3 separate regions of the Mus musculus genome follow, and regions 2 and 3 are each linked to region 1. Evidence: chromatin contacts called from ENCODE Hi-C or POLR2A ChIA-PET data. All regions are on one chromosome and are shown on one strand. The core of a region is the stretch at or near the end of the contact, and the rest is flanking DNA. Distances in the headings are between cores, read along the strand shown.

Evidence for each region. A loop is a pair of places that touch in the nucleus more often than their neighbours do. ChIA-PET counts read pairs that join two places held with the same protein, here RNA polymerase II (POLR2A).
Region 2: POLR2A ChIA-PET joins it to region 1 with 12 read pairs in embryonic stem cell. The contact joins the promoter of Hnrnpl here to the promoter of Pak4 in region 1. POLR2A ChIA-PET finds 5 or more read pairs at or near these places in 4 of 5 experiments (Patski and embryonic stem cell).
Region 3: POLR2A ChIA-PET joins it to region 1 with 15 read pairs in embryonic stem cell. The contact joins the promoter of Rps16 here to the promoter of Pak4 in region 1. A Hi-C loop is called at or near these places in 1 of 37 maps with a recorded cell type or tissue (T-helper 17 cell). POLR2A ChIA-PET finds 5 or more read pairs at or near these places in 3 of 5 experiments (Patski and embryonic stem cell).

The regions. Positions count from the first base shown.
Region 1 is chr7:28,595,685-28,599,668 of GRCm38, forward strand. It overlaps Pak4 (p21 (RAC1) activated kinase 4), which reads right to left and starts at 2,500. Exons shown (of 10, transcript NM_027470.3): 1 at 2,351-2,500.
Region 2 is chr7:28,808,631-28,812,484 of GRCm38, forward strand. It overlaps Hnrnpl (heterogeneous nuclear ribonucleoprotein L), which reads left to right and starts at 2,260. Exons shown (of 13, transcript NM_177301.5): 1 at 2,260-2,538. The coding sequence starts at 2,281.
Region 3 is chr7:28,348,846-28,353,127 of GRCm38, forward strand. Rps16 (ribosomal protein S16) reads left to right here and starts at 1,844. Exons shown (of 5, transcript NM_013647.2): 1 at 1,844-2,006; 2 at 2,147-2,248; 3 at 3,332-3,428; 4 at 3,518-3,565; 5 at 3,649-3,853. The coding sequence starts at 1,959. The coding sequence ends at 3,794. AF357399 (snoRNA AF357399) reads left to right here and starts at 2,695; the gene lies at 2,695-2,788.

The DNA.
Region 1 (3,984 bases), core at 1,250-3,749:
GGGTAATGTGCTGGGTGGATGGCATCCCTGGCTGGACTCCTGTGGCCTGACAAGGAGGGCTGGGCATTCCCTAACACTGAAAGCTTGCTTTTCTCGATAGCCCACCATAGCACATAAAGAACAAAATTAGTCAATATAAAAACACTTGCTCAGGACCCAAAGACAAGGCAGGGGCCTGAAACTGGGTCTCCAACGGCACAACCCCCATCTCTCCTTATCTGTGCCAAGCTGGCACCACAAGGCTGGGAATTTGGGTGACCTCACAGATCTGGTGCTGGTAGTATGCCAGCTCTCTGACACAGTCGGGTGCAGACAGGGGGTGGGGGTGGGGGTGGGTTGGCTGTGGAGAAAGTTGGGAGGCAGCGATGAGACTAGTACTTCCACAGCATGCCAGGCTGCCCGGTGCCTATCTTACCCTCCACAGCCAGCACTGTTCTTAGGTCCACTTTACACAGGAGGAGACGGAGGCACTTACTATACGTGGTCCTTCCCAGGTTGAGCCACTAGCAGGCCAGGACCTTTGCCCTTTCTGACCTTGTGTCCCTTCCTGTCCCTCCTACTCATCTTTCAGAGCTTCCTTGAGGGACTTTCCAAGGACAGGAACCTCAGGACAGACCCAGCATATACAGGCACTCTCCCTGTCCCTGCTCCATTTAGGCTCAGTGTCCTTGGCTGAGGGCTGGTCTTAGTACGCTCCTATGGGAGTGACCAAGCAGGCATTGAGGGTAGGGCTGAGTGCCTCTTGTCCCCTTGCTACAGTATCTGAGGACACCCCCCCACACACACACACACACAGACACTCTGCGGCCAGCTGATGCTCCAGAAGCGCCCAGAATCCAGCAGGAGTGCATATGGCCCCAAGAACCGGGAGAAGGCAGAATGGGCTCTCCCATGGAGGCCAAAGAAAGCAAAGCCAAGAGCTGCCCACGGTTGGCTAAGCATGAGTGAGAGAAGTGGAAAGATGGCTGACAGGAGGTCAAAACCCTGGAAGGAGGACCAAGGCTCAAACTGTAAAGCGTTTGGGAACCACTGAAGGCCACAGGGAGAGCTTGTGGTGTCAGGAATAGAGAGCGCCTAAGGTCACACCCACCCAATCAGAGGCTCACTGGACTCTGGGCCACCCACCAGCATGCCACTCCCATAGGCCCAGTGGAACCTCCCCTCCCAGGTCACACCCTTCCAAGGAGGCTAAACAGACACTCTGTTCCCACCCAGGGAGTGGCTTCCAGGAACAGACCTCCTGGGAAGTGGACCCTGTGGCAGGTAGCAGACCAAAGCTCCTTTCTCTTAACAAAGCTTTCTTGGCATTACTTTTTCTACCTGGAAAACAGGGGTGTTCTCTAACACCCAACTCACCCATCTCACAAGATAAGGGATGAAACAAGACCAGGCATACACGGTGCGCTCGCTCGCTCGCGCTCTCTCGCTCGCGCTCTCTCGCTCGCGCTCTCTCGTTAAACATTTACCAGCACCAAGATTTTGTGAAAGGCAGCAGGAGACAGAAGCACTCTGGGACAGAGCTCCGGAGCTGGAATCCCAGCTGCTCACCTTACTTCATTAGCTGACCTGGGGCAAATCACTTAGCTTCTTAATAACAGCTTTGGCTCCAGTGATGCTGTACTGCGCGCTAAATGAGTACATACACAGAGCTTTAACGCGGAGAGGGAAGCCCAGCCTATCATCAGTGTTTTATCAGTGTGTGGCCTTCATTATCAGTGGGAAGGGGCTCCCCTTCTCCTCCCACCACACACACCAGGACACACTTTCGAAGGCTCTGTTAGATGTCCCTGGTCCCCCTCCTCACCGCACGTGCCCCACTTGAGTTTTTAGTTTCTGGCCCTCCCAGAACATCTTCACCCGTCAGATTTTTATCTTCGTACCTTCTACCTAAGGGCTGTCTCAGACACCCCCCCAAAACCTAAAACTCAAGCACCTCCTCCTCCTCCTCCGGTTGAGGCTTTTAAATCTTTGACCGGGCAGCCGCCCACTTCTCTAGGTTGTGACCTCCAGCCCTGACAGACACACCCTCTTCTTAAGTTACTCTGAGCGCCCCCTTTTATGAGACCCGTTCCGAGCCCCTCCTATGCGCCCCCACTTAGTATTCCAAACTTTGCACAAATTTCAAACCCGGCCACGCCCCCTCCACCGGTCTAACCACTGGTCGCGACAGTCCCCTCCCCTTTCCCTCATTTTTGGGCCCGCGACCCTTTTCCACGCGACCCTCCCCTCCAAGAGTGAACTTTGACCCGACCGGCCCCGCCCCCTTCCGAATAACCGCTCTCCCACGGCGCGTGCCCAGACCCACCCGCCCCCAGCCACAAACCCCTTGCACGGTAACCCCCTAACCTACCGGCTTGGCGCCGCGGTCGCTCGCGGCCTAGCTGCCTGGCCCAGAACTCTGTGCCCGCGTACCGCCCTCAGCGGTCTCGCGCCGCCGCCGCCGCGGCTACTGCCGCCGCCATGTTGAATCCCCAATGAACATCCGGGGCCTCCCCTACTCCTCGCCGCCCACTAGTCCCCATGGCAACGGAGCTGACCGGGTGATGGGCGGGGCCTACTCGGAGGCGGGGCAGCGAGCCGGGCAGGGTTCCCTAAAACCACTGATTGGTGCGAGTGGCCCAATCGGAGACCGCTAGGTGGAGAATGAAGAGCAGAGATTGGGAAGTTTTGAAAAGGTGCGGGATCGTTGACTCCCCGCCCACTCCGCCTCTTAAAGGGGAAATAACGACTTTCGCGTGGCAGAGTCCCACGGGCTCCCAAAAAAGTAAAGTGGAATACGAGAACATAAAGGCCAGAAACAGTTCTTAAGCACTTATTATGCCTTTGTTAGCACGCGACTAGTTCTGCTGTAAACTGTTAACACAACCCTGTTGTTGTAACACCCATTTTACAGGTAAACAAGCTAATAGGATGCTAGTTGGTTTATGACTACTGAAAGCAAGTTTTGAATGAAGCTCTGTCCGAATCTGGAAATCTGACACTATTTGATCTTAATCTTTTAAATAAGTTTTTTTTTTTTTAAGTCAGTCAATCACGAGTGTGTGAGATGCATCAGTGGATAGAAGGCGCTTGTTGCCGAGCCTGAAGTTTGATCTCCTGGACCCACACGGTAGAACTGATTCCCAGGAGTTGATCTGTAGCCTCCACAAGAGAGCCATAGACATAAAATAGAGGGATAAGTGTAATTAAGTGTTTTTAAATTAATCAAAATGGAAAACACAGCGGAAACAAAGCCCATAAACTAATACACCCTTCCACCTATGGGTTCATTAGGTCTTACTGAAAAATTTAAAAATGCTTTCTCATCAAGGATTTTGAGGGTTTTATTTGTTTATTTGGGTATCAGACACTGAACTTAGGGCTTTTATACAGGACAGGCAAGCAGTAGTACTAGGGAAGTCCCCGGCCCTAGAGAATTCTAGGCAAATGCTTTCCCCAGCTGAGCCCCTTGGGAGACTGAGGCTACAGGTTTTCCCAAACAGGCTTTCTCTGGTTCTTTTCACGGGCTTTTTCTTCTGTCTGGAAGATTCTCTTCTTTAAGCATCCTCCTGACTCCCAGGGTTCCTTTGGGTTTTTCCTCAAACATTATGTTCTCTAAGGGGCAAAATGTCCTACCTTGTGCTATTAAATCCTTTGCCAGCTTCTGGCAAAGCTTCCTTTCCTTTGCCGCCTGTGGTTTTGTGTTTGGCTGGCTGGTTTTGGTTTCGTGAGACAGGGTCTCAGGACGTAGCCCAGGCTGACCTTGAACTATGCTTTTTGCTCGTAGCCAGAGCCTTGATATTATTGGTATGTAAATGCTCAGTACATATTTATAAAAGGGGTGGCTGACTAAAAGGTAATTCCACCCTCCAAAGATTCACTTAAATGATGCTTGCCTGTGTGCTTCACCTGCACACTGCCAGGCACACCGCAGGCATTCTGTTAACATGTGCAAACCAAGAATGAATGAAGGGCTGCGGTTCAGGTCTCTGCTTGCCTTCTTTT
Region 2 (3,854 bases), core at 1,010-3,509, 210 kb after region 1:
CTAGGGTGGAAAGTGGGACAGAGGGTGAGCAAGAATGCGGAGCTCAAACAACACAGCCGCTCAACGTTCTTCCCATTCCGTTCCAGACTCGGTTATCTTCCTCAGTGCCCCCTTTCCCCCAGTGAAAAGAGGTCGTGGTCCCTTTAAGGTCCGCCCCTCCCTCCCCCAAAACTTCCCAGTGTCTGCTCTTTTCGATCCCGGACGGCCGGCCAAGCTCGCCGCCGAGCTGGTAGGGGACAGGGCCAAGGGGTCGGGGAGGGATGTGGGGGCGTGGGGGGACCTGCGGGACGCACGTCGCTGCGCCGGCGGGAGGGCGGGGGACAGGCTGCGGGAGCAGCGGGCACGGGCGTGGGCACCAGTAGCTGCCCCAGGCGTGAGTAGTCTACGAGCCGCTTGCACCGTACAGGGTTTAGCCTAGTGCGGACAGCACGCCCGAATGAGGGGCATACGGGACCCGCGCGGGGGAGGATAGGAGACCTCCCGTTCCCCTCCCCCACTACCGTCTCTGACGTAGACGCGGGACCCCGCCCTTCTGCGGGAGCGCCGCCTCCCCGCCCCCCGTGCGTCACCTGCTACGCCTTGGCGGCGTACCCCATGTTGGGAGGGCCTTCTTTGGAGTGTCTGTGTCCAGTGAAATGGCTGGAGATCCATTTATATCCTCACCAGCCTCCACCGCTTCCAAACTTTTTTAATTAGGAGAATCCCTTTGTATCCCAGGGTAGCCCTGAACTCAAGGCAATCCTGCCTCCAGAGCGCTGCATTACAGGCTTGCAACCACTACGCCATGCTTAAAACTTATCCCAACACCCGGGGTTCTGTTCTCTGAGCCTTTACTCACATTTCAAACTTAGTACCAAGCGGATATCCGCTTTGGGAATGACCTGGTGGAAAGGTGTCACAGCACGTTTTGAAGCGGCCTGTGAGTCTTACACCGTCTCAAGACGTGTGTGTGTGTGTGTGTGTGTGTGTGCGCGCGCGCGCGTGCGTGTGGTGGGGGTGGGGGTAGATACGCGCCTTGTCTGTGCTAGGCAAGCGTTCCATTGCTGAGCTACATCCCAGAGTCTTCTTGACTCCCTAGTTTCCCCATAAAGCCTCTGGACGGGTCTGTGGTCGGGATCCGGATCCTCCGTCAGTACGTTCCCTGTCTGCTTGCTCCCCGGCGGGCACTTGTCGGCGTTGCAGCTCTCGGGCTTCGCAGGACCCTGGGAGGAGACAATCGCTTCAGAGCAGTCTCCAAGTAGCGAGTCTAAGCCACAGAGCACTCTGGAGGACGCAGGGTGCTCAGTTGCCAAGTGCGAACCGAGTTGAACTATAAAGATCTACCACCATGACTGAATTTAGAGTGAAATGACGGTGCCTGCCAGGGTCCAAAGTCACATGGCAATCAATGAGTGTTTTATTAGTGAGAAGTGCTCAGATTTGAAGGTTCTTTTAAAAATAATAACCTCCAGCTTAGGATAGGGTAGAGGTGAAGTAAACGTTCTAATGGGTTATAGCTGCTGCAAATTGTTGTCTTGCTCTAGACTTCCGGAGCTTGCAAACAACAGACGCGCGAAAGACCGTTCGGGTACTCGAGTAGTTGTATCCCTTAAAGTCACCTCTTCTATTGAAGCCCCCCCCCCCCCCCAAAAGTACAGGAGCGCATGCGCTCTCTCGGGACCGGTTCCTAGATTGCGCCACAGAGAGCCTACGGGCTCTCCTTTTTCACCAATCAGAAGCTATCAGTCGTCCTATACCATCTGGCAATAGGGCATTCTTTCCACTCTTCATTGACCAATCGAGTGTTGACGTACGAGACGGGCACCTGGGGGAACAATTGTAGGAACACAGAAGGGAAGGCCTTTCTTGTATCCCAGCGGAGTGGCGCGGGAAGATGGTCGTTGTGACTGGGAAACGCAAGGATTTCAGAGTGACCGATTAGCTAGGAAACCAATGAGAGCGGGAAGGAGGCGGAGCTTCGGAGGCCCACTTCCATTTACTGTTTGTGGGAAGGCGGAGCGATCCCAAAAATCTGGCCTATTAAATCAGAGTTTATTTTAAGGAGGTGGGGCCTGGCGGAATGACTGGCAAGAAGCGTTCACCTATAAGGAGTGCGATTGGCGAACAGAGGCGGTCTTTCCAATAGAACGGCATGCGTCCTATCCAATAGAAATGAACCGTGAGGAAACTTCCCCTCCCCCCAAGATAGGGCCAGTGGCTCCCCCTATCGGGTGGGGGCGGCGAGTGACGGGCGTGTCCCTCCCCCAATGAGAGGCGGGGGGAGGCGGGTTCTGCGCCGCCATGTCGCGGAGGCTGCTGCCCCGGGCGGAGAAGCGGCGTCGGCGGCTCGAGCAGAGGCAGCAGCCGGACGAGCAGCTGAGGCGGGCGGGAGCGATGGTGAAGATGGCGGCTGCGGGCGGCGGAGGTGGCGGTGGTCGCTATTACGGCGGCGGCAACGAGGGAGGCCGAGCCCCTAAACGGCTGAAGACTGAAAACGCCGGCGACCAGCACGGAGGCGGCGGCGGCGGAGGCTCCGGGGCGGCGGGCGGCGGCGGCGGGGTGAGGCTGGGGCTTTAGACTCCCGGAAGGAAGGGGAAATTTCGTACTTTAAAAAGCTATTTATTTTTCACAGGGGGGAAAAATCTCTGCGCAGGCGCTGCAGCCCTCGCGCTTTTTTGGTGGGTGGGGGAGGGGCAGGCGTTGGGCAAACGGCGGGGTTTGCGCGAGGACAGGCGCTTGCGCGTGCGCACAATCCGAAGCGGGGCTTGAGGGGGCGGAGGAAGCGGCTGGCTCTGCAGGCACCGCACTGCGCAGGCGCCGCGGGCCGGCATGTGGGGGGCCTAGGCACGCGGTCGGGCCGTTTTTTTTTTTTCTCCTCACTTCTTTATCTTTTTTTTTTTCCTCTTCTTTCCGTGTCCCTATGCGCAAGCGCGTTTCTACAACCACAGCCAGCGAGCGGGAAGCGGGTGGGCGGTGGCCTGACCGAGTCGCCCCGTCGCAGTTTTAATCATGGTCGTTTCCATATAGAAGTTCACTTGATGAAATTATAAAATTATAATGCCCAGATTAAACTGTTTAACTTCTTTTACTGTGTGCATTGAAAAACGGAAGACGATTTGTGAAAGGCAGATTTAACTTTGGGAATTGAGCCAAGCTTAGAAATTATCACTCGATTTGCTTAGGGCTCCAGGATTGGGGCATTTATAAACTAAACTGTATTATGGTCCTGTGGCTATGCATAGAGTCTTTCAGCCTATTTAGTCTTCTGAAGGTCACAATTATGGTGTCTGGGTTAGGATGCAGTTTGCATTCCTTTTAAAAGTTTATTATTAAAGTCCTTCCGGTGGGCACGGAGTCACAGGCCTTTAATCTCTTTGGTTTGAGGCCAGCCTCTTATGCATAGTTAATTCCAGGACAGACAAGGCTGTGAGACTTATCAAAAAGCCAAACAAACAGTGCCCTCTTGATGAGGCTGCTGCTCATGCATTTATCAGCTTCTCCCTGTTGTTACAGTGTTAGGTTTCTCAAGGATTTGGAAGACATTTTAGTTGAGTCTGGTAAGTTAACTGCCAAGCTAGACAACGGGAGCCCATGAGGTGGAAGGAGAGAACAGACTCCAAAAGGTTGTTCTCCGAACATCTCATGGGCTGTGTGGTGAGCCTTACCCCCACCCTAATCATTTAAGGTGAGAGGTACCTCACATTCGGTGTTGGTCCTCTGAGATGGGGACTTTTATGGACTCCCTTTACAAAGCAGGAAAGACACTGGGTAAATTAGGTTGAGTCTCACCAGTGACAAACAGAAGTAAGATTAGAACTCAAGGTTGTGGAAGGCAAACCTCAACTGGAAATGGCTGGGAAGGGTGTGCCTTGTGT
Region 3 (4,282 bases), core at 594-3,093, 250 kb before region 1:
TGTGTAGCCATCATATGTCTGCCCACCTCGGAGTTAGCCAGCCTAGAGAGAACACTCGCCAACGCACTCGGCACATTTAGAGTAGATCAGCACCTGGCGAAGAGCAAGCGCTGTTTAAGTGTGACTGTAATCAACATGATTATCACTTATGTGTCTGAAAGACGTTTATCTGCTGAAGATTGTGGTAGTGGGTCAGAAATCCAGAACATCAGCCCTACTGTTTCCTGTGAGCGTGTTCAAGCATGCATAACTGCTTGCACACAGAGCCCAGTGGTTTTCCCCTAACTTCCCAGCTCCAAGAAGGAGTTACCACTGCCAAGGCATGGTCACGCCAGTGTGGACAGTGCTATGCTTTGGTTTGGGCTGGCCTGGAGCACTGACCTTTAATCCAGAGATCCACTGTGTGTCTTCCATCTTATTACATTCAAGTGTGTGTCTGTGTATGCGCGTGCACATGTGGAGCTTGGAAGACAGCCTGCAGGAGTTTGTTCTCTCCTTCTACTCTGTGAGTCCCAGGAACCAAACTCGGGCCCTCAGGCTTGGGCATTTCGCTAGCTAGTTTCTTTTCTTTCTGAAGCAGGGTCACATGTAGCCCAGGCTGGCCAGATATTCATAATGAGGAGAGGATGGCGTCGGGATTCCTCCTGACCCTTCCTCCTCCTTCCAAGTGTTAGTGTTACAGGTGCACATGACCATACCTAGTCTTTTTGTTGACAACTCTGCCTTCCAAATGTCTCCACATCCCTTAATGTCCTCCACACCCTGTGCTGCAAGAGAAACTGAGGCAATCCTGAGAAGCTGTTGCCCAGTGACTTAGAACAATTCTGGGGTGGGTACTATGGAAAAGTTAAAAGCTGGTTTTCCTCAGGTTGGTAGGCTGGAGAATTCTGTGGAGTAAACACATAGAGCGGAGGGTTTAGAGGAGCATTACGGTCACTTGGAAGTTGGAAAGATGGTGGTTAAAAGCACTAACTGCTTTTCCTAGAGAGGACCTGAGTTTGGTTACAGGTACACAAGTTGGGTGTGGCTCAGACACCCTGTAACTACATTTCCAAGGAGATTGGAGGCCTCCCTCGGGAACCTGCCCTCGAAAAAAGTATTAAATCTTAAAACAAGGCTACTTGGAGGATTCTGGATAATGATCTAAGATAACTGCCCTGAAGACAGGTCCTGAGGGTAGTTCTCTAGGGGAGGGTCAAGCTGGGAGAACAATGTCCCTGGAGCAGTTGCTGGGGAGAGGAGCCACCAAAGAGGTAGTTAATTTTGGCAGCGAAAGCAGGCGAAGGCCCGAGTCTGTGAGGAAAAAAAACGTATATAAGGCACAACCAGAAGGCAAGAGAAGTTTATTTAGGAGAGCGCTGGAAAGGGCTTTTAAGGGGTCAGGTTTCCTGGGAAGAAGAGGAAGGCAATTCTGGTGAAAGGCTGATTCGCGACGGGGGATCGTAAGGGCTAGGAAAGAGGGTTCTGGAGGCAAGATTCTGAAAAGCCAGCTTGACTTAGCATAGTGGATGCGGGAAGACTCCGATGGGATGGGGATCCTGGGAAAGGGTGGGAGGAAGAGGGTGAGAATCGGCCTGGAGAAGCGCCGAAGGAGAGCATCGAAGAGCAGGAATGTCTATAAGAACTGGCCGAAAGTCAAGACCAAGGCTGCGGAAAAGCAATGGAAAAAGGAGGCCAGCCCCATCTTCCGAGTTCTGGACGGAGTCCCCACCCTCCGGGTCCCGCACAGCTCCGCCCCTTCCCCTCCGACACCGCCCCCTCCCTTGCCTGAAGGCGTTCCCGCCGCAATTCACACGTCCCCTCTCAGGCTTCGACGTCAGCCGTAAAGCCCGCTTCTGTCGTGACGTAGCACTCAATGCGCCTGCGCAGACCCTGAAAAATCGGCTGGGTTGGCCCCGCGCTTCCCTTTTCCGGTCGCGGCGCTGCGCGGTGTGGAGCTCGTGCTTGTGCTCGGAGCTATGCCGTCCAAGGGTCCGCTGCAGTCCGTGCAGGTCTTCGGACGCAAGGTGTGCCAGGGGCGGCATAGAAAGAGGTGGGGGTGGGGAGGGGGGTGAGAAGGCCCTGGCTGGGTGACATGATGAGCTGGGGCCCGCTGAGCCAGGGTCCCGCGCTCACACGGCCCCGCCGTCTCCCTCGCCCTTCACAGAAAACAGCCACGGCTGTGGCCCACTGCAAACGGGGAAATGGGCTCATCAAGGTGAACGGACGTCCCCTGGAGATGATCGAGCCGCGCACGCTGCAGTACAAGGTGTTGGGGTCGGGCATGGGCGTCCGGGTGGCGAGACGGAAGGGAAGGCCCCGGGATGATAGGGAGTTGAGGTGGGGGAAGGAGGATGGCTTACCTCGCGGTAGACCTTAACCTGGGCTCGGGAAAGATGAAGTCGGAGCTGGTAAAATACATGAAAACGTGGCCTATTCTATAACCTCGAAGCTCTCCAGATGCGAGGGGCCCGTGGCCAGGAGAATAGCACAGTGTATCCGACCTAATTGACGATTTCTGGTCTAGAAGTATGAGTTTACAGCTCATGTGTATACTCCTAGCTCCTTGGAGGATAGCATACTACGAGTTACGAATCCAAAGCGCCGCCGTTTAGGTCAGCATGGGGCTACAACGTGGAACCTTGAAAAATACAATAGGAGTCCTCTGAAGTCTAACATTGGTAGCACTTGTATGGGTTTTTGTTGAACTAGTGGGCAAAAACTGGAAAACAAGTGCAAGAACAAATCCTCTTTTGCAACCCAGAACTCATTGTTGTATGAGTTTTGGTACATGTAAGAAGGAATATCATACCTTGCAGACAATGCATTCTAATGGTAGTGTTGATGTTAATGCCACTAGACCCCCGTGCTTAGTCTAATCCAAGTCTGTCAGGTGACTAAAAAGGACAGTCTGTCAGTTTATTTGAACGATTGGTGTGTGTACCCTGTGTTGTGAATTGGGCCAACACCAGTGATGGAGGTGGCTCTAGGCCTGCCACTCGGGGAGCTTCTGGATAGACTGGTCCTAGGTATTGGACAAATTTGATCCAAAGAGAAGATGGAATGACCACTGTGAGAACAGTGGACCTGTCTGACCTTGCTTCCTGTTTGGGGAAGTTCATAGTTGCCTGTCACTCCATGATTCCAGCTCCTCGGTGTCTCAGGCCCTCTTCTGGTCTCTATGGGCACATATACATGGGACTCTGAGGGGCACAGGGATCCTAGGATAGGCTGCCTCCTTGATTCTGGTGATGGTGGGAACCACACAAAGGGAGATGATGAATGTCCATGGAGAGTGGTTAAGTCAGGGTATGACTTAACTCCCTAACCCCATATTTTCCCATTTCTCTAGTTACTGGAGCCTGTTTTGCTTCTGGGCAAGGAGCGATTTGCTGGTGTGGATATTCGGGTCCGTGTGAAGGGTGGTGGACATGTGGCCCAAATTTATGGTAAGTCTCAGGATCTAAGCCTATGGGTGTGAGGCAGCTCCTGGAAGGACTGGGTCTTCACTAAGCTTTTTGGTCATTGTGTCTTGCAGCCATCCGACAGTCCATCTCAAAGGCCCTGGTAGCTTATTACCAAAAATGTGAGTGAGAGCTGGTCTTTCATTTCATGGCGGGTGGGCTATGTGGTAGGACCAAACTAAAGGTCTTGTCTATTAATCTCCAGATGTGGATGAAGCCTCCAAGAAGGAGATCAAAGATATCCTCATCCAATACGATCGGACCCTGCTTGTAGCTGACCCCCGTCGCTGCGAATCCAAAAAGTTTGGAGGTCCTGGTGCCCGTGCCCGATACCAGAAATCCTACCGATAAGCCCATCTCAAGGATCGGGGTTTACCTTTGTAATAAACATCCTAGGATTTTAACGTTCCTGTTTTTGTGTTGGTCTCTTTTTGTAGTATTAGTGTGGTTGGACAGTGCAAGAAACTCCCTTAGTAAGTGGCACTAAGGAGTAATGGCTGCCTTCCAGAGCATTTGAGCTCTGTTTTTGTGTGTATACGCTTGCTTGCTTATTTATTTATTTATTTTTACTTTTTTGTTTGTTTTTTTTTTTGTTTTTCGAGACAGGGTTTCTCTGTGTAGCCCTGACTGTCCTGGAACTCACTTTGTAGACCAGGCTGGCCTTGAACTCAGAAATCCATCTGCCTCTGCCTCCGGAGTGCTGGGATAAAAGGTGTACGCCACCATGCCTGGCCCCTATTTTTTTTTTTAAAGACCTGGTTTTTCTTGGCCCCTGGCTATCCTAGAACTCAACTATATCGACTCCAGAGCTGTGCCTCCTTCTGATTCACGAGTGCTGG